2 separate regions of the Homo sapiens genome follow, and region 1 is linked to region 2. A link is a loop called in an ENCODE intact Hi-C map of the cell type or tissue named here. Cell type or tissue: adrenal gland. All regions are shown on one strand. Each heading gives the region's core, and the rest is flanking DNA. Links, peaks and the distances in the headings are about the cores only. Region 1 holds the start of TFF3 (trefoil factor 3). Region 2 overlaps TMPRSS3 (transmembrane serine protease 3).

Region 1 (14,892 bases), core at 1-8,000, 59 kb before region 2:
TTTGCAAGTTTGCATCCTCCCGCTCCGCCCCACCCCGCCGAGTTCAACCACTGCTGAAACCCTCGCCCTTAGGAAGATGCACTTTCCCTGTGAATATTTAAAGAGAGGCAGTCTGTTAAATGCTCAGCTCGGGGACTCTGGCCATTTGCCTAAGTGTCTTTCTCCTTGGCACGCTCTTATCACCTTCTCGGGAAGTCACATACGGACCTGGGTACCTTCCAGCTGGCAGGAACCCCTGGGGAATCTGGGGTCCCTTGAACCCAGAAACAAAGTTACCCTTCATTGTTTGACCAACAAAACCTTGCCCCTTTGTTTTAAATGAAAACCGTGACAGGAGAGGCACACGCCATAGAGATCATTGCAACGCATGCTGCCTGCTTTTCACTTTTTTCTGCATCTCCCCTTCCTGAATTGTTGAGCATGTCCCACCCTCCCGGGACATCCTTCAGTCCCCAATATTTTCATGTTTCAGGCAAGCCTCTATGTCTGTATGTGCAGCAGAAGTTCACTGCGTTTCATTAACGAACTGAGTATTTCCTTAGGAAAATGGCAATCACGTGCAGTGTCTTACATTCCCTTCTCTTGCTCCCAGTCCGTAATTGCTTATCCTCCTGGCATCCAAACTTCGCTCACACTGGAATCAGCTGCAGAGCTTTAAAAATGACTGACGTTGGCTGGGCATGGTGGCTTACACCTGTAATTCCAGCACTTTGGGAGGCCAAGGCAGGAGGATCACTTGAGGCCAGGAGTTTGAGACCAGCTTGGCCAACATAGCGAAACTCCATCTCTACTAAAAATCCAAAAAATTAGCTGGGCATGGTGGTGCATGCCTGTAATCCCAGCTACTTGAAGCCGAGGCACAAGAATTGCTTGAACCCAGGAGGCGGAGGTTGCAGTGAGCTGAGATTGTGCCACTGCACTCCAGCAGTGAGTGACAAAGCAAGGCTATCTCAAAACAAAACAGCTGAGGCCTGGATCTTGCCTGGAGATGCCCTGATGTAACTGGTGTGCCCCAAGCATTAGGATTTTTAAAGCTCTCCAGGTGATTCTAATGGGCTGCAAGTTCGGGAACCACTGCCTTTGACCCTGCTCAGAAGACACCCAGATAAAAGCCATGCCCTCATTCCTTCAAACTTGGGTTAATGGAGCAGCCACACCCCATGGCAGGGTTGCTATGCAATGGCTAAATGAACCTTGTGCCTGCCGGTATTGACAGTGTTCTGAAGTCAGGGTTTTTCTCCTGCATCTTTCCTTTTTCTTTGTAAATGTGGAACAATGCATAAAGACCTATATTGTAATTTAGAAATCTCCAGCAAAGATGGCTATGGGGTCATAGGGGATGGGCTCAGGCTCAAACCCTGATTTCAACACAGACTGGGCAGGGCTGCCTTGGATAAGTTGTTAACTTTCTCTGAGCCTCGGTTTCCTTGTCTGTGAAATGGGGACAATAAAGACCCACTTCAAAGGGCTAGCGCAGGAAAAAGTGTATATGTGACAGGTGGCCATTATTAAATGAATGCAGAATCCCCCCTTATCCTGGATCCCTTCCCTTCACGCCCACCCTGCCACCGGGGCAGTCAGGGCAGTACTCACACAGGCCCACGTACTCCTCAGCAGAGCTGGAGGACAGCAAGGCCAGGACCAGCCCCAGCATGCAGAGCGCTCTGGCAGCCATGACCACCGTGGGCTCCGGGACGCAGCTCAGGACTCGCTTCATGGTCCAGGAGGCCTCATTTATGCACCGTTGTTTGCACAGCTGCTCTGGATTGTTTGCTTGGGGAAGGCTCTCCCTCCTGGCTGTGGCTGCTCCTGTTCTCTCCTGCATGCCTTTGTCAAGCTCCCAGACAGTTTTTCTCTCCCAAAGGGGAGAGGTCAGTTCAGCCCCCACTGTTTTGGCAGCAAGCGGTAAGGGCGGATTCCAGTTCTGGTTCCGGGTCCTCTACTGGGGAGCGGATGTGTGTCAATTGCCCTCCTAGCCTGGCCTGGTGTAGTGTGCAGGAGCCATGTGGGGTGGCAGGACCAGGGTGTGGTGTCCGTTCCATCTCAGCCTCCCAGCCAGAAGCCCTCAGAACACCCCTGGTCCCATGACAAGAGAGCCCCAGGCTGCTTCATCCCAGATCGGCCTCGGAGACAGGCAGCTCTGAGTGAGTCAGGACCCTGCGGCTCTCTCACAACTCCTGAAACACAGAGATTCCTTGTCTTTCCTTTTTGCTTTCTCCCCTAAAAATTAGTAACTACATTTTAATAAGTGGATGAAATGAATTGATTGAAAATATGTTAGTAAAAACATGGTACACATAATTGATTTTTAAAATCAAATAATACAAAAGAGCCTTTCCTATCCAGAGGCATCTATTGATCTATTGTGAACACTTTTTTAGGTATCCTTTCAGAATTTTTCTCTCTGGATCTAAGCACGTTTTTTTGGTTTGTTTTTGTTTGTTTGTTTGTTTTGTTTTTTTTTTGTTTTTTTTTTGTTTTTTTTTTTTGGAGACAGGGTCTTGCTCTGTTACCCAGGCTGGAGTGCAGTGGCACAATCTCAACTCACTGAGACCCCCGCCCTCGCGGGGCTCAAGTGATCCTCCCACCTCAGCCTCCTAAGTAGCTGGGCCACAGGCATGTGTCCAGCTAATATTTTGTATTTTTTTAGAGACCAGGTGTCGCCATGTTGGCCAGGCTGGTCTCAGACTCCTGGACTCAAGTGATCTGCCTTCCTTGGCCTCCCAAAGTGTCAGGATTACAGGCATGAGCCACTGCACTCGGCCACATTTTTAACACAAACAGGAACTGACTCTCCACCTTTGCCCAGCGTGCTCTTTTAAAAACTAAAGACTACATCTCAGGAATTGTTTTATAACAACATATCAGATGAGACAGCGATGATTCTATCCATTTTCCAGAGGAAGAAACTAAGACTCAACATTTCCGGTGCCTATCAGAGGTTACTCCAGTGTCCCTGGTATAGCTGGTATTTAACCCACTCCCAGGACCCTAAGCCTCCGCCCTCGGCATCCGCAGCATCCCCCAACCCCCCAACCTCCTGCAGTGGACTGGCTGGTAGTGGGCAAGAGACTAATCTCATTCCAGGAAAACGGGCCCCTAGATTTTGTGTTCTCCGTGTTTCTTTTCCAGGGAGGCATTTTGATGACCCCCACTGGCCCTTCCAGGAGCCTCTGTCTGAAGGGTGGACTTGGTTTATCACCCCGAGAAATGGGAGCGCCTGGCTGCTTGGATTTAGCCTGCAGCTGGGGTCCCCGGTGGTGTGTGCAGGGCGGCCTTGAGCCTCCAAGGGTGCATCCACAAACTGCCCTTCCCCGAGTGACCCATGGGAGCTCGATGGCGTACGTGCTGAGCACCAGGATGTGTCCTGCCCTGTGACTCCCAGGCCCCGCCCTTGCGCTCAGCACGCCCTTTGTGGATGGATTTGAGGGCCCCTGGCCTCTGATGTGCCACTCCCGCTGAGGCCAGCGAAGGAGGAAGAAGGAAAGAGCGTTGCCTGCCTTGTTTTCGGGGCACTCACTTTTTCTGGGAGACAGCGGACCCAGGTTCATCAATGGACAGCAGGATTTTCATGTTATTAAAAAGGTCATTGTAGGGGAAATCCCTGGGGGATCTGGTGAGATCTCCCTGGGGGATCTGGTGAGATCTCCCTGCCTTCCCACTGCTCCTAGTACCCAGAGGCCAGGCCAGGTCGTGGTGCAGGGCTGAGTTCCAGGAGGGTGCAAACACCCCAGGAACAGACTGCTGCCCCTCCGGCCCTCATGACCTGCTGGGGAAGGACCCCCGCAAGGAGCTTCTGCAGGTGCTGTGGTCTCCACCTGCTGCACTCAAAATTGCCTGGAGTGGGGAGAATATCAATGCCTGGGCCCCGCCCTGACAGGTGGTTCTGTCGCCTGTGATTCTTCTCTGCGGCCAGCACCGAGAACCCTGCTGGGGTTTGCTTCCGTTTAACTAGTGAATGTTGACTGAGCTCCTACTGCCTACACCCAGGGTTTAGGGCTGGGGAAGGAATAACAAAGGTGACACATTCTTGTCCTTGAAGAGTCCCCCCGCAAAGGGAGACGGGATCATGTCAGAGTTAAGATGGTGAAGCCAAGACTAGGTTCTGTGCTGCCTGACCTTGGGCAAGTCACGTCCCATCTGTACCTCAGTTTCCCTACATGTCACAGGGTGCTCACCCCACAGGACAGCATGAAGTGGTGCTGCACAGCCCAGCCAGGTGCCTGGGACACACACTGACCACCTGCCGGGTGTGCTGGATCAACCATGATGGCAGAGGAGAGGATTCCTGGTCCCGGCTCTGGTAGGAGCAAAGGCTGTGGCAAGGGGGCCAGAGCTGGGTCCTGTCAGGTGGAGACGCACAGGCTTCTCAGAGAAGGGGGATTTGGGCTGCACCTCTGGAGAGGTCAATGGGGAGGCCCGTGTGTGTCCCCTCTCTCTGTTCTAGGAGCCCCCTCCCCAGGAGCCCTGGGCTCTGTACAGGAACAGAGGATGGCATGGGAGAGCCCAACCTGCCTTCCAGAGCCTGCATTCCCACAGCCTTCCCCAGCCACCCTATTCCCCTGGGGGAGTTCCAGTTCCAGAGAAAAAGCAGAGCTGTTGTCAGAGCTGTAGGCCGTGCGGTAGTGGGCATCGGGCCCAACCCAGACAGGTGGCTCCCCTGGGCAACCCAAGACCTGGGGGTGAGCAGGACTGGCTCTAAAGGAGCCTCTCCCTTTCCTCCTTGGGAGCCGCATCCCGCATCCCTGCAGCAGCCTCGTCAGCTGTGTGCGGTGTGGCGGTGTGGGCCGTCCCAGGAGCCCTGCAAATCCCTCCCACCCTGGGCCTTGTGCAGGGGCTCCTGGATGGATCCAAGAAGAAGACAGTCTGCTCCCCCATGCCGGGGCTGCAACCTTTCACCTCCCGGATGCGTGGTCATTGTCACGTGCATATAACAAGCACAAGCTGAGCATGGGTCCCAGGTCAGGCACTCGGCCTGCAGATGTGGGAGCCCCAGAACATCAGGCAGAGCCCGTGCCCTCAGAGCTCACAGGCTGGTGAGGAGGAACAAGCCTTCAAGCATGAATTGTGGTGCAGTATGATTAGAGCTGGCAGAGTGGGGTGAAATCTGACTAGGTCTTGAGGGATGAGTACAAGTTCACCAGATGGGAGGGGTGAAGGTCAGAGGGGCACATTTCATTTTATTTTATCTTATCTTATTTTATTTTATGTTATGTTAAGTTATTTTATTTTATTTTATTTTATTTTGAGACAGGGTTTCTCTCCCATCACCCAGGCTGGAGTACAGTGGTTCAACCTCAGCTCACTACAGCCTACACCTCCCAGGCTTAAACGATCCTCCTCCCTCAGCCTCCCGAGTAGCTGGGATTACAGGTGCATGCCACCACACTTGGCTAATTTTTGTATTTTTAGTAGAGACAGGGTTTCACCATGTTGGCCAAGCTGGTCTCGAACTCCTGACTTCAGGCAACCCATCTCTCTTGGCCTCCCAAAGTGCTAGGATTACAGGTGCACGCCACCATGCCCGGCTAATTTTTGTATTTTTAGTAGAGCTGAGGTTTCACCATGTTGGCCAGGCTGGTCTCAAACTCCTAACCTCAAGTGATTTGCCTGCCTCAGCCTCCCAAAGTGCAGAGGGGCAGGTAAGGCCATAACACTGCCTACTTTGCACTAACTCACTGCCCCACAGAAAACTCAGAGTTGATGTGGCACATGCAGGTTATAGGGTCTGCATCACCGCTCAGTTTTCTGGTATTGTCACTCGATTACTCAAGCAGCAGACAGTCCGAGGGAGGAAGGAAGTAGGAAGTTGTGCTAATCAGCACCCGTGGGTGGCCCAGGGCCGCACACCTCCCAGGAGCACCCTGCTGCCCAGCTGTCTCTCGGTCTGCAGCTGCCATGGGTGCCGCCCCTCACTCTGCACAGAACTTCCTCCTGCCTCCCTGAGAGAGGCTCGAAGACCCTTCCTGAGTCATCACGACCTGAATGTAGGTGCTTTGGGGAGGCAAACGCAGTGACCCATTCAAGGATGCTTCTGTCTTGACACATAGTCCACTGAGGACAAATGGGGGTGGGGACCAGGAGCAGAGCAAATGCCACCACCACGTGTAAAACAGGAAGGTCAGAACGCAGAGCAGCCCAGTGGGCTCGGAAGGGGGCATGGGCTCCAGGGTTCCCTTGTGCAGCTCAAGGAGCACTTGGTGCTGTTTCAGCCACTCGTCTTGAGAAGCAGCCACAGAGCCCTCTAAACCCAGAGCGTCTGTGGGTTTGGGACCGTTGCATCAGCCCCACGTGCAAGGGACAGGAAAGGTTCCCAGAAAGGCATGGACTGACGGCCAGAAATAATGCAGCTGACCGCGGTGGACAGGAGCACCTCACCCGCAGCCCCACCTGCTGGGCCCAGATGGGCCCTTCCCCAGCAGCCAGACCTGCTCTACCAGGAAGCAGAGCCTGAGAGGAGGGTGCAAGGCCCTCACCCAGGCACCGGAGGCACCGTGTCACCTCACCTTCCGTGTGATGCACTCCAGTCTGCAGTCCTGCACTGAGCCAGTCCTGGGCCGACAGCTGGGAGCCCCTCTTGTACCAGACCTGGGCTGATGGCATGCAGTTCTCAGAGACAGTCCCTGAATGCATTGGTGCAGGCAGCCAAGTTCAACAGCCCCAGACAGCACAGGGGACCCCATGGGGAGCCAGGTCCTCCCACCACCAGACTGGGAAGCCGCAGCCACTCTCGGCCTTCGGACTTGGCTCATACCTGTGAGTCAAGCCTTTATCACCAAGTGATTCCCAAGTACATTGAGTTGAAGGGTGTCCTCCCCAAAATTCACGTCCCTCCTGAAACCTCGGAATGTAACCTTATTTGGAAATAAAGTTTTTGCGGTTGTAATTAAACTAAGATAAGGTCTAGATCAAGCTTGTTCAATGTGAGGTCTGTCTGCCACATGCAACCCAGGATGGCTTTGAAGACGGCCCTACACAAATCCGTAAACTTTCTTAAAATGTTATGAGATTTTTTTTGTGATTTTTTTTTTTGGCTCATCAACTATCTTTAGTGTTAGTGTATTTCACGTGTGGCCCAAGACAATTCTTCTTCTTCTGGTGTGACCCAGGGAAGCCAGAAGACTGGACACCCTCGGTCTAGATGGATCCGCTCGCCATCTGGCCTGGTCTAGATGGAGTAGGGTGGGCCCTAAATCCAATATGACTAGTGTCATTATAAGAAGAGAAGAAACACTGAGACACACACAGGGGTGCAGATGTGAGCACAGACGGGGCAGGGAGGCCACATGGCGATGGCAACTGGGGCAGAGACCGAGTGATATGCCTGCAAGCCAAGGAGGCCGGGGACTTCAGCACCCCCAGGAGCCGGAAGAGGCAGGCAGGACACTTCCCTGGAGCCCTCAGAGAGAGGAGGCCCTGTGACACCTTGACCTTGGACTTCTGACCTCCAGAGCTGAGAGAGAATAAACAAGAATAAACATCTGTTGTTTAAACCACCCAGCTTGCGGTGCTGGTTATGATGGCCCAGGACCCTCACACACAAGGGGCGCCTGGCAGCAGGGTCTTTTCAGCCTGTGCTTTCTGGTGTGAGGGAAGAGGGAAGGGAAGGACACATTGAACGATCCCAGTGGCTTGTCTCATGGTGACCTCTCCCTTCCTGCCCTGGCCTGGCTCCCTGGGGCCCTGGATGAGCTCTTCCCGGGTGCTCAGTGCCCCCTAGCCAGGACCACGGGTCCACTCGGCCGCCTGGATGCCTTTGACCCCACACATCGCCAGGCCTCGGCCTTTGTCCTTCCCGGCACCCATCCGATTGCTGGTCTCCATGAGTCCCTGGCTATCATCAATCCCCAGACATGTATTTGATCCCTTCCCAAACTCCCCTGTCACCAGAATTATCCCCAGTGGACTCTTTCATTCCCATTTCCTTGTCTCAGGGGAGGCTAAGACAACACTGGCTGGTGAGGGCTCCGGGACTCTCGCGTTCTGGTGGGGCTTGGGCTGGGCTCTGCCCGATGGAGGGCAGGGCACGCGGCAGCTCATGCCCAGGGCACAGCGGGACAGAGAGGCAGCCCTGTGAGAGGCTGTCAAAGCCAGGACACTTTTCAGACAGGTGAGTGGAGGTGCTGTGAATAATGATGCCAGGACAAGAGTTGTGGCCAGGGAGTGTGCCTGGCAAACTGGGACCAGGACCCCCTGCCAAGAGGACATTCCACAAGCCCCCCACTGGGCTGCAGTCATTTCCAGAGACTTGAACACTGTGGAACTAGGACAGAGGGAGGAACAGGCACCCCCCCCAACTTTGGAAATGGAGACACAGTCAGGTGATCCCAACACACGTGTGGCATAGCATCATGCCCTGACATATGTGGTCGTGCACAGATGGGGAAGGTACATGGATACATGTGTGTGCATCTGGCCCTGCAATGGGTCGGGGAGCTAAGGAGCCACACAGCACTCACGGGGCCAACCACAGCACTAGGTGTCTTTGTCTTTGTCTCCCATTCTGTGGGGATTGGTTCCTTCTCTTTTGGAAAGAAAAGTCAGTTAATCCTATGGTTTCTAAAGTCACAAAACATAGTTGCCATTTAGGCATAGTTGCCATTTAGGAGTTGACATGTCCAGTCCCATATGACAATCAAAATTCTGAACTTGACTTAAAATTAGATGTTTTCATTTGATGCCATAAAGGAATTAGTGGACATTTTTAGCATGGGGTGGATCTTTGAGTGTGTAGCTCTACGTATATGACACACATATGGATGTAAACGTTTACATGTATCAGTATCTCTTCAAGGTATAGACTGAAATATTATGTATAATCTGTGGAATTGTCTTCAAAATAATTCAGGAAGGATAATTAGAGGTAGTAAGTATAGATAAAACAAGATTGGCCATAAGTTGATACTTGCTGAAACTCATTGATGGGGGTTCATCATACTATTATCTCTACTTTAATATATGTTTGCAATTTGCCATAATTAATAAATTGAACCCTCTCCCTCTCCTGGCCTGCTGCTCCAGGGGTAGGAACAGTTGTTGGGGCAAGGGCAGGGTAGAGGGGAGTAAGGGGAACTGGGAATGGGGAACGGAAGCTCTTCCTATACTGGACTGATGTTTCCCAGGTTGGCTCCACATTCTCTGGGCCCATCAGGTGCTTGAAACAAACGCCTTATCTCATGTGCTGCTTCCGGGGGGTCTTCAGGGGTTCCTCATCTGCAGATCCTTGGACACTGGGGATGCACTTTCCACTAGCTCATCAATTTCTCCTCCCATCCCCGGGAACATGGTGTTGTCTTTGGTTTCTCTGAGATGATGTCTGCTCCCACCTCAAGTGTCTCTCTTGTACAAAGTCTAGGATGACGGACACAGTTCTCTTGAGCTCCATGGCTTACCTGTGGTTCACCGGACACATTTGTGCCTCCTTCACCCCAACACACTCTGGGATGCAGGCAGATCCTAACGGTTCGTCCTGTTCCTCACTAGATATTAGAGTCCCCAAGAGTCAGAAACCGGTGTCCTGTAGCCTCCAACCATGGAGGACATGCACCACGCTCTCTTGGTGGACCCACTAAGACCTCATTCCTAAGACCTGAGACTAGAGACAGGCACACCCCACCCTTACCCCCTGTGGCAAGATGACAGTGAGAGAGACTCACAGCATATCAGCAACTCCTTAAAAATTCTCACACTTAGCATTTTCTACAAAATTCCCTTCCCTTAAACCTTTTGTAGCATCAGTAGAGGCAAAATACTGAAGAATCATCTAACAATTCTCAGCCAAATTGTTTTTGATGTTTCATGGTCTATTGTCTCACTTTGAAATATGACATCTACTGTTTCTTGATGTCTCAGCTAAATCTCCTCTCCAACACCCACAACACCAAGAGTTCCAACTATATTTATTCATTGTGTTACGGGAAAGGCGTCCTGATCCAAACCCCAAGAGAGGGTTCTTGGATCTTGGGCAAGAAAGAATTCAGGGCGAGTTCACAGTGCAAAGAGAAAGCAAGTTTATTAAGAAAGTAAAGGAATAAAAGAACGGCTACTCCATAGACAGAGCAGCCCTGAGGGCTGCTGGTTGCCCATTTTTATGGTTATTCTTGACGATATGGCAAACAAGGGGTGGATTATTCATGCCTCCCCTTTTTAGATCATCTAAGGTAACTTTCTGACGTTGCCATGGCATTTGTAAACTGTCATGGCGCGGGTGGGAGTGTAAAAATGAGGACGACCACAGGTCACTCTCGTGGCCATTTTGGTTTCAGTGGGTTTTGGCCGGCTCCTTCACTGCAACCTGTTTTATCAGCAAGGTCTTTATGACCTGTATTTTGTGCTGACCGCCTATCTCATCCTGTGACTTAGAATGTCTTAACCGTCTGGGAATGCAGCTCTGTAGGTTTCAGCCTCATTTACCCAGCTCCTATTTAAGATGGAGTTGCTCTGGTTCATATGCCTCTGACAATTGGATTCTGTATTTAGATATAAAACCCAAAGACAGAGGTCTAAATGTGTTTCTTGAGGGCTCCTACTGGGCAGATAACTGTGACAGACTTTGGTGAGAGAGAACAAAGGCAAAAAATGTGTAGCTCCTTCCCATGAGAGACTTTGGAGTATAAGGGAAGACTAGATGTGCAGACAAATTATGGACTTTACCGAAGGGCCTGAAAGAAGAATTGAGGAAGCAGAGACGTGCCTATTCAAGGATGAGAAGACCATGGATTCTAAAGGTGGTAATTTTCTCAAAATAAACTATATATTCAACTTATTTTCTATCAAAGTCTCAAAGGAAGATTGTAATTAAATGTCACAAACTGACTTCAGGATTTAAATGAAAAGATAAAGCACCAAAAATACCTAGTAAAAGTTTAAAGAACGGTTCCCAGGAAGAGGAAAAGAAGAATCAGAAGATATCTATCCTATCAGACATTAAGACTGATTACAAAACTACTGTGTTTAAAGCAGGGAAGTACGGGTGCGGGGATAAAATCAGACAACTGGAGCAGAACAGAAAGGTCAGAAATAGATCCATACACATAAGAAAATGTGGATAATATATTTGATATCAATGGGGAAACAGGACAATTGAATAAATGGTACCATGACAATCAGTTATCTGTATTTTAAAAAGACAAATTCAGATCCCCACCTAATGACGCTAAGCTATTTTTAATTATCTACATTGAAAAAGGTAAATTTAGAACCACAATTTAACAACCCATTAACAAGTTTTCCTCTCTGCCCTGGCTGGCTTCCTGGGGAGCTGGACGAGCTCTGCCTGGGTGCTCAGTGCCCCTGAGCCAGGACACTTAGTACTGCGGTCCGTCCCGTTTATGCTGTGTGGCTCCTCAGCTTCCTGACCCATTGCAGGGCCAGATGCACACACATGCATCCATGTACCTTCCCCGTCTGTGCATGACCATGTATGTCAGAGCATGACAATATGCCACATTTGTGTTGGGATTGCTTGTCTGTGTCTCCGTGCCCAAAACTGGGGGAGTGCCTGTTCCTCCCTCTGTCCAAGTCCCACAGTGTTCAAAGTGAATTACAGGCCCAAAGTGAAAAGTAAAACTTTAAGTCACTAAAAGTAGAGATAGTCAACCAGCTCATACTAGACCCTGCCCTTCTTGATATAACAATGAAAACTCTGGAAAAAGCACAAAGCAATGGCCTGATGGCACTGGAAAGTGAGAAAAACAAACCAAGCACAGCTGTCTGAGATCCTGGAGGGGAGCTGACCCTGGAAGAAGGAGAGGGAATGCTGCGAATTTATTTCTGTATGGGATTTTGCCTGAGGGTAGGTCACAGTGGGTGTTGTATAGTTGCGGCTAAAACACCAGTGGAAACCTGTGGTCCTTCAGGCTGGAGAATCACTGTACTGAGAAAAGGGCAAACCCAGCTGCAGGAAAGCGAAAGAGGAATCCCAGAAAGGAGAGAGCTAGAGAGGAGAAGCTCCAAATTCTGTGTGAAAACCCTTCCCAAGTCTCTCTCTGACCCATGGACCATCCACATACAGGACAGACTCTGGCTAAAGATGAAGAAACTGAAGTTTGAATGACACCCAAGAAGCAGAGTTTGACGTTTGAATCCAATGGAGATGATTGCCTGTCAAAACAAACATACAAAATAAATAAACAGGCAAACACAACTATCTTCAGAGGAATAGAACAGAATCTGCATTCCCCACAACGTAGCAACACAATGTCCTGGCCACAATCGGAAATTACTAAACACACAACCAACAGGAATGTCTCATGCGTTCTGAAGAGAAAAAAAGCCATCAACCTGAGATGACCCAGACATTGCAATGACCAGATAAAGATTTTAAAACAATTAGTATAAGTATGCTTGAGGAAATAAAGAAATATTGCTTATAATGTATGTAAAAATAGAAAATCCCAGAAAAAGAAAATTTAAAAACTGTGTAAAAATAACCAAGTAGAAAGTATAGAACTGAGGGGAGTCAGGTGTGGTGGCTCATGCCTGTAATCCCAGCACTTTGGGAGGCTGAGGCGGGTGGATTACGGGAGGTCAGGATTTCAAGACCAGCCTGGCCAACATGGCAAAACCCCGTCTCTACTAAAAAATACAAAAAACAAAAAATTAGCTGGGTGTAGTGGTGCACACCTGTAGTCTGAGCTACTTGGAAGGCTCAGGCAGGAGAATCACTTGAACCCAGGAGATGGAGGTTGCAGTAAGCCAAGATCACACCACTGCACTCCAGCCTGGGCAACAGAGCAAGACTCTGTCTCAAGAAAAAAACAAAAAGAACTGAGAAGTATATGTGTGAATAATAAATCTACAGTGAATATAAACTAAATAAATAAGTAAATGAAAGAATAGTAAATATGTACATGAAAGTAAAACGTATTGAAGTCTTAGAGTAAAGTGAAGATGACAGAGGAAAGTCAATTAACGTAAAAGATAGCACACTTTAAATTATCCAGTTTGAAGAATAGAAAGAAAAAAAAGGTTGAAGAAATGAACAAAGCCCCAACTACCTGTGGGACAATATCATAAAGTCTGACAGCGTGAAATCAGAAAAAAAAAAAAAAAAAAGTGGCCAGACATGGTGGCTCATGACTATAATCCCAGAACTTTGGGAGGCTGAGGTGGGAGGATCACTTGAGGCCAGGAGTTCGAGACCAGCCTGGCCAACAAAACGAAACCCTGTCTCTACTAAAAATACAAAAAAATTAGCTGGACATTGGGATGCACACCTACAATCCCAGCTAGTCAAGAGGCTGAGGCACGAGAATCTCTTGAACCTGGGAGGCGGAGACTGCAGTGAGCCGAGATTATGCCACTGCACTCCAGCCTGGGTGACAGTGAAACTCTTTCAAAAAAAAGAAAAAAAAAAAAGCCAGAGAAAAAATTAAGAATGCTGAATCTTTGAGAAGATATTTCTTTTTAAAAGATAAACCTCTAACGAGACTGGTCAGGAGAAAAAATAAAGAAAACACAAGCTACCAACATCAGGAATGAAAGATAGGCTATTACTATCATGGTACAGACATTAAAAGGATAACTAGATAATATTTAGAGTAACTTAATACCAACAAATTTGGTAACTTAAATATGAAATGAACAAATTCCCTGTAAAACACAATTTACCAAAATGGACACAGACAAAAAATAGGAAACCTAAATAGTCTTATGTCTATTAAAAATTTTGAAGTTGCTATCAAAAACCTTCCTACAAAGAAAATCGCAGGCTTGAGTGGTTTCACTGTTGCATTCTACCAAACACAAATGAAGACCTTTAATCCATACAAACCTAGGAAAAAGATGAGCTGGGCATATTTTCCGACTCACTTTATGAGGCCATCATAAGCCTAATATGAAAACTTGACAAATATATTATGAATAATGAAAGAGCAACATCAACACAGATTGAAAAATACTTATAAAAATATTAGCAAATTCAACCCAGCAAGATATAAAAACAATATGTCAAGATGTAGATTTTTTTTTCTAAGAAAAACAAGGTAGAGTTTAACATCAAATAATCAATGCAGTTTAACAGAAAAAAATTTTAAAACATGTAATCATTTCAATGAATGTGTAAAAAGCGTTTAACAAAATTAACACTGATACATGATAAAAATTCCCAGAAAACTCGGAATAAAGAGATCATTCTTAAGCTAATAAAGGAAATCTACAAAAAATACAACATTATACTAACTGGTGAAATATTGAATATTCTCCTCCTAAAATCTAGGCCAAAGCAAGAATTCCCACTCTCATCACTTTTATTTAACATTGTAATGGTGCTTCTAGCAATGGTATAAAGCAAGGAATAAAAGGCATAAAGATCAGAAAGGAAGAAGGAAAACTGTCTTTATTCAAGGAAGATCATTTGATTTTCAATTGCCTGTTGCTAATATATGAACACCATTGATTTTTGTATATTAACTTTGTTTCCTGTAACCTTGTTTTAAAGAATTTTTTAAATAGATTTTTTAAAGGATGCTCTAAAATAGCACAAATCATGAAGGTGCAGTTGATAAATCTGACTCAATTACAATTAAGGATATCTATTCATCAAGACATGATAGAGGAGTAAAAAAAAAAGTCTAGTCATGAACTAGGAAAAGATATTTGAAACCCATGTAACTGACAAAGGATTGCTATAAAGGATAGGTAAAGAACTCCTTCAAACCAGTGAGAAAAAGACAAATAACATGATTTTTTAAATATACAAATAGGATTGCCACTGAAAAGAAAAGCTAGGTAGTCAATAAGGATATGGAAAGAAGCTCAACCTCACAAAAAGTCAAGGAATTACAAATAAACCAATGTTAAAATATCACTTTACTTAACATCAGATTGCACTGATTACCAAATGTCGACAAGTTGTGGAGAAATAGAAACTCTTATGCAAATCTGGCAAAA
Region 2 (11,256 bases), core at 2,388-10,387:
ATTGGAGGAGGCAGGTACTTTCCTGGCCAGGGAACTTGAGGCACAGACCCACAGCATGGAGCGGGACCACATTCCTCAAATTAACCCAGAAGGAGAGGGGAATGATTGGAGTGTGAGGCCAGGCTCCTCCAGGGAGAGTGGCTGAGGCGCTATGCTTCCATGGTGACAGTAGGGCGGTAACCTCGTCAGGTTAGCCAGCTTCTTCCAGAGCCACACACACCCAGAAAGGGAAGAGGAGATCCAGGACTGAGCATGGACGCAGGACGATCAGAAAGGCGTCCTTGGTGGTACACCCTCCAGACACCATCCACTCCCTCCGGACACCGCTCACACCCTCCAGCCACCGCCAACTCCTTCTGGCCACCAATCACACCCTCCGGTCACTGCTCAGTCCCTCCAGTCAGGGATCACTCCCTCCAACGACCACTCACACCCTCCAGCCACTGCTCACACACTACAGCCACCACTCCAACCCTCCGTTCAGGTCTTACATCCTGTGGCCACTGCTCATTCCCTCCAGTCACCACCCACACCCTCCAGCCACTGCCCACACCCTCCAGCCACCGCTCAAACCCTCCGTCCAGGTCCCATATCTGATCACTGCTCACTCCCTCCGGCCACAGCCCACACCCTTCAGCCACCACTCACACCCTCTGGCCACCACTCACTCCCTCAAGCCACCGCTTACTCCCTCTGACCACCCCTCACACCATCTGGCCATTGCTCACACCTTCCTGCCACTGGCCACTCCCTCCAGCCAGAGCTCACTCCCTCCGGCCACACCCTTCGGGTGCCACTCAAAACCTCCGGCCATGGCTCACACCGTCCAGCCACCGCTCATACCATCCAGTCACCACTTATGCTCTCTGGCCACCGTGCACTCCCTCTGACCACCACTCACACTCTCCGGCCACTGCTCACACACTACTGCCACCACTGAGACCCTCCATCCAGGTCTCACACCCTCCAGCCACCACTCACTTCCTCCGGACACCACTCACACACTGTGGCCACCACTCAGACCCTCCATCCAGGTCTCACACCCTCCGGCCACTGCTAACTCCCTCTGTACAGGGCTCACTCCCTCCGGCCACCACTCACACCCTCTGGCCACCACTCACTCCCTCCGGCCACCGCTCACTCCCTCCGGCCACTGCTCACTCCCTCCGGCCACCGCTCACACCCACTACTTTGCCTGGCCTTGCTCTACTTTTGAGTTCTGTGTATGACACGAGCTGATGCTGATCTGCTGAGCAACCTGTTCCGACAGAAGAATGCCAAGTCCACAACGCACACAGGAGAGATGACAGTAATGGAGCCCCTGGAATTCAGTGGATGATTTTGATTCACGTCACCAGTCCACGCAGACACGCCAGACAATGAGGGAAGGAAACATATTATTTGGAATCAAAGGACAATAATACGTCAAGCACCAAATGCTACAAAGAAATCATGAAAATAGGCCTTAAACGAGTCATTCCTAGATTAACCTCCCCACATGTGAAAATAAGTCTTGGAAGTAGAAAGGGTGGGTTTGGTTCTGGTCCCTAGAGATGAAAACGTGCAGTGACTGCAGTTCTGCACTTCTGGGCTGGTGCGTCTTTTCTGAGTGGCTGTTGGTGGCTTTGCACGTGAGGTCACATAACTGCTTATCTCGTCAGGAATTTTGCAAGACCCCTGGAGAGAAAACCAGATGGACCAGTGGGAAAGGCCGCCCTTGCAAGTTGCTGCTTCTTTTGTTCTTAGTGAAGATCAGAAAGGAGCGTGAGGCTAGGCGTGGTGGCCCATGCCTGTAATCCCAGCACTGTGGGAGGCTGAAGCAGGCACATCATTTGAGGTCAGGGGTTTGAGAGCAGCCTGGCCAACATGGTGAAACCCTGTCTCTACTAAAAATACAAAAATTAGTTGGGTGTGGTGGCGGGCACCTGTGGTCCCAGCTACTGGGGAAGCTGAGGCAAGAGAATCGCTTGAACCAGGGAAGCGGAGGCTGCAGTGAGCAGGGATTTCGCCACTGCACTCCAGCCTGGGCAACAGAGCGAGACTCCATCTCAAAAAAACAAAAAACAAAAAGCAGCTTGAAGGTTGTGCTGGAATCAGATGGAAGGGTGCCTCTTTCGGGCCTGCTACTGGTGCCGGAACTCAGAGCTCCAAGGGTGTCTGCTCGTGTGCAGGTTCCTACACGGGAGTCCAGGGGAGGATCGGGCTGTCTTCATCACCTCAGGAACTCAGGTGGCTACTTGTCCCCTTCCTCTTCAGGTTTTTAGGTCTCTCTATAAATGAAAACAAAGGCGTTATTGTTTTTAGCACTTCCAGCCATCCGTCCAACATGATGACGGAGCGGGCACCTGCATTTTGCCCTGTGGGAATTGTGGGGCTGTTCTCCACGATGAAGACAAGGTTGGCCTCCCCCTGGGGCTGCCAGCTCTGAGTGGATCCCAGGCAGGCATGAAAAGCTCCAACCAGCAATGCATCCGCAGGTCCCATCTCCGCCCTGCGACAGTTCCGTCACTTCCGTAGGAAACTTCCAGGTCTCGGCACTATGTTCCTGAGTTCTGGTTTGAGTCACAACAATTTTGTTTTAAACCCCCAACTAGATAGAGAAAAGTGCTGGATGAAAATGAAGATGAGGCCATGGGCATGCCACCAACTAGCACACGGGACACTTCCCCGCAAGACAGTGAGTCTTCCAAAGGCCCTCACGTTGACTTTCCTCACAATGGACAACTGAAACGCACAGCGGGCCTGCTGGAAAGCCTCCCAGGAAAGGAAGTCTCTTCTGGGTCTCCCCTAGGACGTCTGAAGAGGGACTTGGGAAAGGGCGTGTCTGAGGCTGCGCATCTCTCGCATGCACTGGTGGGTTGGAGGCAGCGGATGACTAAGGCGTTGTGCAGGGAGCAGGGGCCCCAGGCATCGCCGGAGCCAGCGTCACAGACGAGCTCCTCCACCACAGCTTCACCACAACAGGGGAAACTGCCTCCAAGACCCTCCCAGGGTTTCTCAGTGTGCCCTGAAGCCCCCATGCAACACATTCACCAGGGTCTTCACCCCAGACCTCCCAATCAGACTCCAGATAAACGCCCTGCAATCTTCACATTTAACAAACATCCTGAGAGAGGCTTCTGCACCCCTAAGTTTGAGATCTGTTGATTCTGCTGTGCAGTCACACTGGGGCCACGTCGGGGATCTGATGTGAGGCACACTCTGCCCTTGTTAGCTGGGGGGGCCTCATGCAGGTCGTCTCCGCTGTAGTACAGGGAGGGTCACAGGCTCTGTGGCCCAGGACGGTGCTGACATGGGAGGGGCTGAGGTGGCCCCGTCATGGAACCGTTGTGAGCGGGCTCCCCAGACTGATTTTGAACGTTTGTCTCCAGCTCACCCACGACAGCTGGAAGACACGGCGGTGGGCTTCTCTGCCTTGCGCCTTCAGTGTCTTAAGGGGGACTTTTAGGATCACCAGCTCAGTGCTCAGCCCCTGGGGATCTGTGTCCCGTGAAGGCCTCCATGTACTGCAGACCCGTGTGGAGGACCGGCTTCTCCTTTCCTGCCCTTTGCCCTCTGTGCCCACGCGACCCTTCTGTGCCCCCCAGGCTCCCACAGCACCCTGAACAGTGAGGAGGTCTCCCATTCAGTTGTCCATCCTGGTCCTTTCTACAGTGCGGGCGGGCTGGGCTGAGCTTTATACTGAAGAGCATAGCAGGCCACTCAGTGCCTAGTATGGGGCCAGGCTGCCTCTCCCAGCAAGGTGAGCAGGAGCAAGCACTTTCCACCCAGCCCGAGCACAGCCCTCACCACGCCCCGAGGGGGTGCTCAGGGCTGCAGGGCGGCAGTGCTGGAGGTGAAGCTAGCCCAGGTCTCAGTCCCAGGCCTCACCCTGTGCCCGTGGGCACCATTCTTTAGTTTCTCATTTAAAGCACAAAATCAGTGAGAGCAAAACGGGAATTAACGCCTGAGGCACATTCAGCATTTGATGTCCTTTCTTGGCCAATTGTTTCAAATTAAATGAGCTTTTTAAAAAGGTCTTTGAGCCTTGGAGACAGAAAGCTGACTGGTGGGTGCCAGAGGCTGGGGAGAAAAGTGGAGTGGGGAGTAACTGCGTGCTTCTAGGGTGCCGCGTGTCTTTTGGGAGATGAGAATGCTGGGAACTGACAAAGGTGGTGTCTGCACAGCCCTGTGAATGTGCTGATGCTACAGGGTTGTTCACTTTAAAATGGTGAATTGTATGTTATATAAATTTCACTTGAATTAGGGAAAAAAAACGTACTTACTTTGACGTCATTGTTAGTTCTTGGAAACTACGACTTTAAGCAAAATGATATATAATGAAACCAATTTTTTTTTTCTCATCGACTTTATAACAAAATTACATTGCAAGCAAGGACGTTGCTGGAGGGCCTGTGCGCACTGTTTCTCCTAAAGCTGCAGTTTCTAAGATCCCATCAACCGTATTAAGTGAGGACCTCCTGTGTTTGAAACCATCCCAAGGAGAGACTTCATCTGAGATCAAGCCAGCAAATGTTTCCCCGGCGCCCACATGAGAAAGGCGCCGTGTTCACCTGCCAGCACGCAGCTGCCAGGGTCCCAGCGAAGCCCTAAGCCTCCTTCTTCCTCCTCCACCGTCTCAGGTTTCCCCTCCATGCCCGGGTCCTGCCAAGCCAGCCTCGCTGTTGGGTGCCCCCCTGCAGGCCCCTCCCACTTCCACGCCTCCCCCTCCGGGACCCCCCACCCCCCCACACCACCAATGCAGAGCTCCCCAAGCCTCTCCTGACTGCTGCCTCTCATCCCTGGCTCCCAGCGAGGTTCCAGCCCCTCAGCAGGCAGGCAAGGTCCTCTCCCGCACTGTCTCAGCCCCCCGCCCCCTCCCACTTTCTCCCTGCTCCTGGCACACGGGGCACGCCCGACCCATCCCCATCCCAGCAGGGGCTCCTCCTCGCTGCCTCCTCCTTTCCCATGTCGTGAGGCTCCTTCTTCCTCCCGGGCCCCAGCTCCTCTGCCTGCCAGGCTGCACCCACCCAGAGCTGCCCAGGACTAGCTGTGATCTCTGTTTTCAGCACAAGCGTCTGACACCCTGGAGCCACCAAGTCACTGCTGCTGAATTGACAACCACTGGGTCACGCCCTGGTTTTTATAGCAAGACCAGGGTTGCATTTAAGGGACCTTAGGGTCAAAAGCCAGGGACAACGTGAGCTGGGGAGGGCGCCGCACCCACCTCCATCTGCTCGTGGATCCAGTCCAGGAAGGAGGTGACACGGGTGTACACCCCAGGCTTGTTCACCTCTGCGCAGCCGATGCCAAAGCTGGTCGCTCCCACTAACTTCCACAGCCTCCTCTCTTGACACACCAGGGGCCCCCCGCTGTCCCCCTGGGTGACAGGAAAGAAGCAAAGATTGGGGGACAGTCACCGCCATGCGAGATTGCTTTCTGTGGACAGTCTGCCGTGTGAGGCTGCTTGCTATGGAGTTGGGACCCCCCTTCATGATGTCCCAATGGATGACCCAGGTTACAGAAGGGAACCCACCAGCCCTTCCAGACACAGCATCCCCAAGGGAGGATGTCCCTCGGCCCCTTTGGGGTGCTGCCTCCAGCTGTGTGTCCCTTCCAGAATGCAGACCCTGACCCTCTGAAGCTCAAGGGCAGCTGGTGAGAGGGAGGGTCCACCTGGCCAGGGCCCTCAGGTGACCTGTGATCCACCTAGTAGAACTGGAGTCCCAGCCACTGCAGCTTTCGGAGGGCCAGATTCACTGGTTCCCCGCCACCTGCCTCCCCACCACCTGCCTCCCCTGTGGTCCCCCACAAAGTCAGAATTGGAGGGGAGCAGCATGAGTCCCCTCCCACCACCCAGCACCCACGCAGAGCCAGATCACTGGGTAAACACAGGGCTGGCAGCCAGGAAAAGGAGTGATATCTTGAGCAAATTTCTTCTCCACGCCCTGTAAATTTACTTTTTGTCCTGTCACAGGGAAACGCTGGCAACGACCTGTCCCAAGGGCTGGGTCACCCTGCCACGGCCTCGCCCACCGCTGCGGCCCCGTACCTGGCAGCTGTCCACGCCACCCGTCAGGTAGCCCGCGCAGAGCATGGAGGGGGAGATGATGCCACCGTACACGTCCCTGTGGTTGCAGATCTTGTTGGAAATCAAAGGGACGGCCGCGTGGTTCAGGACAGGGGAGGCGTCACCTGCTTCAAAGTGAGTGAGGGGATGTGTGTGAGAAGGAAGCCCGGCCCAAAACACAGAAGGCGCATGCTGAGACCAGGGGGGTGAGGGAACGAGGGACGAGGGGGATGCTCTCTGGTGTGTCGCAACAGCGGAAAAGGACAGGGCCCTGCGGGTGGGACGAGCAGACTCCCACTGTCTCGAAGCACCTCAAGCCCGAGCTTGCCCTCCTACGAGTGGCCGCAAGGGGCCAGTCTGCTTCAAGGCAGGGCCACCGACTCCCCTAAGGTGTCCAAAGAGGAGGAGGAGTAGGGGCAACAGTGGCCAAGACACCTCCCCAGGGCACCAGCCCAATCAGCCATCAGAACACCCCAGGTTATGGGAGGGAAACTGAGGCTCAGGAGGGTCACTCACTCAGCGTCTTTGTGAACTCTGGGATGGTCAGCAGAAAAATGACCCCAAAGACATTCTCACCCCAATCCCCAGAACCTGTGACTGTGTCACCTTACAGGGCAAATGGGACATTGCAGGTGCATTGAGGGACAGGCCTTGAGTGGGGAGATGATCCCAAGTAAGAGGGTGGACCTGACGAAGTCACAGGGGTCTTTGGAGGAGCCGGAGGAGAAGCTGTGACGACAGAGCAGGGACCAGAGTCAGAGAGTCAGAGAGAGATTCGAAGATGCGGCATTGCTGCCCCGGAAGACCAAGGAGGGGCACGAGCCAAGCAGTGTGGGCAGAGTGCAGACGCTGGGAAAGGCAGGAGACAGATTCCCCAAGGGCCTCCAGGAGGAGCCAGCACAGCCCACACTTGACGCCAGCGCCCTGAGACTGAGTTTGGACCTGTGACCTTCCTAACTATGAGATGATACCTTTCTGTCATTTTAAGCCACGAATTTGGGGTCGTTTGTTGCAACAGTCACAGGAGACTTAATCCACGTGCAGTGGGCCAAGCACGCCCCCGACACCGAGGGATGGACCCCTCCAACTCAGCTGGTTTGTGACCCAGGCATCTTGGTGTTTTAAAGACTCCATAGATTCCATGGAGACAACAAAATCACACAATGACAGGACCCTGAGGGGCTGCTCTGAGGAGCACATGGTATCACAAGACACTCAGCTTCCTGCCCGGAACGTGGCGAAACAGCTCAATGCATTATGGGAGAAGATTCCAGGACAGGCTGGAGCTGAAGCTACATCAGGACAGGGGCTCGTCGGACCTTTTGCACTGGACAGAGCAGATTGACAGCGAGAAGAAAATCGGCAGCGGGATGGAGAATCTCCTGGGAGGATGAAGCTGTTGCACAGCCTCCTCTTCAGAGCCCAGTGTCATCAGAATGACTCTGGTGGGCTGGTTGGTCCGGAATGAGAGCCCACCATGAGAGGAAGGGGAGCGTAGATTGGTGTCCCAGCTCCCACCACACACCAGGGGTGCTGGTTCTGATGAAGCTAGAAAGGCCCTGGACCAGCCACACTGGCACAGAACTGGGCCTGGGCCATGTGGGTGGGTTGGAAACTACAGAGAGCTGTGAGTGCCCTCGGCCAGGTGGGCAGCACTGCCAGTGGGTGGGGGGTAAGTAGGCCCACAGACTCGAAGCATCCGGGTTAGCTCCTGGGTGCCTTCAGCTGGGGGTGGGCTCAAGTAATTGGTGTTGAGTGGAAAACACTGAAATTCCTGTGTTAGGTTGAACTGTGGGCCCCTCCAAAATATGCCTACCTGCCACTATGGAGCCCAACCTTATTTGGAACAGGGTCTTTGCAGATGTAATTAAGGTAAGAATCTCAACATAAGATCTCCCAGCGTTTAGGGTGGACCCTAAATCCAACGACTTGCTGTCCTTATAAGACACAGGAGAGGGAAGTTTGAGATACAGAGACACAGGGGGCAAAGCCACGGGAGGAAGGAGGCTGAGGCTGGAGATCCAGCTACAAGCCCAGGAATGCCAGTGCAGCTGCAGCCGCCGCCACCAGAACCCAAAGGAAAGGGGTCAGAGCCTCCAGGAAAACCACCCTACAGACACCTCAACTGCGTGTGGAAATAAATCTCCACTTTTTTTTTGTTTTGTTTTGTTTTTTTAAACGCAAAGTCTCACTCTGTCACCCAGGATGGAGTATGATGGCATGATCACGGCTCACTGCAGCTTAGAATTCCTGGGCTCAAGCAATCCCACCCCAGCCTCCTGAGTAGCTGGGACCACCATGTCAGGCTAATTTTTGTTTGTTTGTTTGTTTGTTTGTTTGTTTTGAGATGGAGCCTTGCTCTGTCACCCAAGCTGGAGTGGAGTGGCATGATCTCGGCTCACTGCAACCTCCGCCTCCTAGGTTCAAGTGATTCTACAGCCTCAGTCTCCTGAATAGCTGGGATTACAGGTGTGCGCCACCATGCCTGGCTAATTTTTGTATTTTTAGTAGAGACAGGGTCTCACCACATTGGCCAAGCTGGTCTCAAACTCCTGAACCTCAAATGGTCCACTTGCCTCGGCCTCCCAAAGTGCTGGGATTACAGGCATGAACCACTGCACCCGGCCCAGGCTAATTTTTTTAATTTTTTGTAGAGACAGGGTCTTGCCATGTTGCCCAGGCTGGTCTCAAACTCCTGGGCTCAAGCAATCCTCCTGCCTTGGCCTCCCAAAGTGCTGGGATTACAGGTGCATGCCACCATGCCTGGCTAATTTTTGTATTTTTTGTAGAGACGGTGTCTCTCTATGTTGCCCAGGCTGGTCTCAAACTAATGGCCTCAAGGGATCCCATAGACTCGGCCTCCCAAAATGCTGGGACTACAGGTGTGAGGGAACACACCTGGCCAATTTCCATCGTTTTAAGCCACGCAGACTGTGATAATTTGTCACGGCAGCCACGGAAAATGAATCCTCTTCCTACTAACAAAGAAAGTGATTGATGGAAAAACCTAAGACTCATGACCAGCTCTGTACCCACACTAAGGAAAGGGTGGCCCGGGCTTCATTTGCATGGACTATGGTTACTGCCACTCCTACTTCCCTTATTATTACAGCGATCTCATCTGCTGCTGCTTCCACTTGCTCTTTGTAGGATGAAAGAACACATCTTCCAAAGTCCCACAAGACAAAGAGTCTTCACAAATACGAATCTTTGAGTTCTGAATGAAGCCTGGGAGGGTTGTCTAGGTGGGCTCTGTATGTCCTCAGTTAACAAGGCCGGGGGTCCGGGCAGGGAAAGGGAAACACCTGCTGTGTTCGAGAAGGTCTAACTCTCTCCTGAGAAGGTCTGCAGGGTCATGTTGTCCCCATAACAATGGAACCGTGACTCCTGACCCACAGTTCCTTGGCTGACTGTGTCCCGAGCAGCTGACATGCACTCCCTGGCCGGGGTATCTGGGCAGCCCATGGGAACATCACAATGGGACATTGGGGGAGCCCCCTCCGCAGCCCTCTGGGTTCTGAGCCCCTGGACTCCGAATCTTGGCTTCAGCCCACTGACCTCCATCCTCTGTGGCCCCCCATCCTGACGTCCAGCACACTTTTCCATCGGGGAAGTTCTCTTCAGAGTTGGGCAGGCACACAGGCTGGATCATTTCTGCTTGAAGGGAAACAATAGTTCACAACTCAATTGAAGCAGGAGTCCGAGAAAACAATCTCATCTATGCTTCTGCCTCTGAGGAGCCCAAACTATCTCCCAAGGGAAGGAAGGTCAAGCCCTTGGTTACTTGAAAACGATCAGCTCACAGCAGGAGCCCCTTACCCCATCCACCACACCCAGAGCACTTAAAACTGTAAAAGAGCCCTCCACCGTCGCAGCGTGAGGGAACCTAGACCAGGGTCAGCACACCTTTTGTGGAAAGGGCTGAATAGTCAATGTTGTAGGCTTCGTGGGCTGTGCGGTCTCTGGCTGCCATTGGAGCATGAAGACAGCCCCAGGTAACAGGTACCCACATAGGTGTGGCTGTGTCCAGTAAAATGTCTATTTACCAAAACACGATGGGGCAGACCAGGCTCTCAGGCCAACGCGTGCCCACTCCTGGCTAGATCACAGTGTGGGTGTTGCCTATAGAACACGGCTCCATGAATATTGCTATGGTTCCTGGGATATCTGGAGGCGACGAGTTTGCCTGTGTGTAGGGCTGGATCCTGTGGGCCTCCCCCAAAGCCAGAGTGCCCTGCACATACCTCGGGCTTTCGTGTGAACACACCCTGAGGTTCCCCGAGCTTTTCTGTGCAGAACAGTAATGGAGAGGTAGAGAAGGAATAAAAGAACTCACTTGAAACTTTGGCAAAGTACAAGTGCTGGCACCTCATTTCCTATAACCAATATCATTAATAATAGTTGGCAGACTGGCACCACCATAATCATTTTCCTGCTTCTCTGGAAATATTTGTTTCTGGGCATTACGTGTCCATGTGATGGATGCAGTAATGACTCTGCCAGGTAGAGCCTGCAGCTGGTCTCAGGTCAGGATTCTGCTTCAATAAGAGGGAATTAACCTATTTATTATGCTTTCCCTGCTTTCTTAAGAAGGAAAGAGGGCTTTAATTTAATTGGGAGTAGTCTCCTAGTACTTTGTTTGCATCTACGAGATGTTTGAAAGTTTTATCAGGTGTGGCTCTTCTGGCATTTTCGTAATGTCCAGAGGGCAGGGCTTGACTTTTTCAAGAAACAGGGTCTTTAGGAGCTGCTGGTTGGGAGAGAACTTTTCTGTACTTCCAGGGAGCTGAGGGTGCCCAGCATCTTTCAGCTTGTAAAGAAATGAGAGGACTCCACCACACCACCTGGCCAGCCTGGGAGGTTCTGTTTCTCAACCAAGATGGCCCCTCTACCTGGAGAAACCAGGCAGGTGGGAGGCACTGGCTGAGTGACCCCTCCACAATAGGCTCCTGGACAGGAAAGTGCTCTTTGTCCCTACAGATGGATGACTCTCTTCCACCACCTAGAGGCCCCAGCTGGTCTGGCCTCAAGAAGCTCTTTCTGCCTCCAGGTGGCACCAACAGGGAGAAGGTGGCACCAACAGGGAGAAGGTGGCACCAGACAAAGCACACAGCCCACGAAGGCTCTAAAATTATTGTTGGAACTACAGCCCACCAATCTACCTGGCAGAGTCATCAGTGCATTCATTCTGTAGGCCAGGATCTACA

Evidence for each region. Hi-C counts contacts between places; a loop is a spot of excess contacts. Peaks named below come from ENCODE experiments on the same cell type or tissue, not always from the same donor. Only the 100,000 strongest peaks of a DNase experiment are listed, where the experiment ranks them.
Region 1: a loop joins it to region 2, with 2.1 times the contacts of the local background. A loop is called at or near these places in 10 of 110 quality-filtered maps.

Annotation. Positions count from the first base shown.
Region 1 is chr21:42,313,700-42,328,591 of GRCh38, forward strand. TFF3 (trefoil factor 3) reads right to left here and starts at 1,710. Exons shown (of 3, transcript NM_003226.4): 1 at 1,594-1,710. The coding sequence starts at 1,675. RefSeq lists enhancers at 2,810-3,429, 3,430-4,048, 6,303-6,957, 7,359-7,859. In adrenal gland, for the core only: no CTCF peak of the experiment used is centred there; no DNase peak of the experiment used is centred there; H3K27ac peaks cover 456 bases.
Region 2 is chr21:42,370,510-42,381,765 of GRCh38, forward strand. It overlaps TMPRSS3 (transmembrane serine protease 3), which reads right to left. Exons shown (of 13, transcript NM_001256317.3): 10 at 9,608-9,703; 11 at 6,032-6,174; 12 at 5,207-5,359; 13 at 1,381-2,270. The coding sequence ends at 2,253. Among named protein-coding and RNA genes, the nearest start is that of TFF1, 9.6 kb to the left of the region's middle. RefSeq lists enhancers at 2,174-3,122, 6,181-6,751. In adrenal gland, for the core only: no CTCF peak of the experiment used is centred there; no DNase peak of the experiment used is centred there.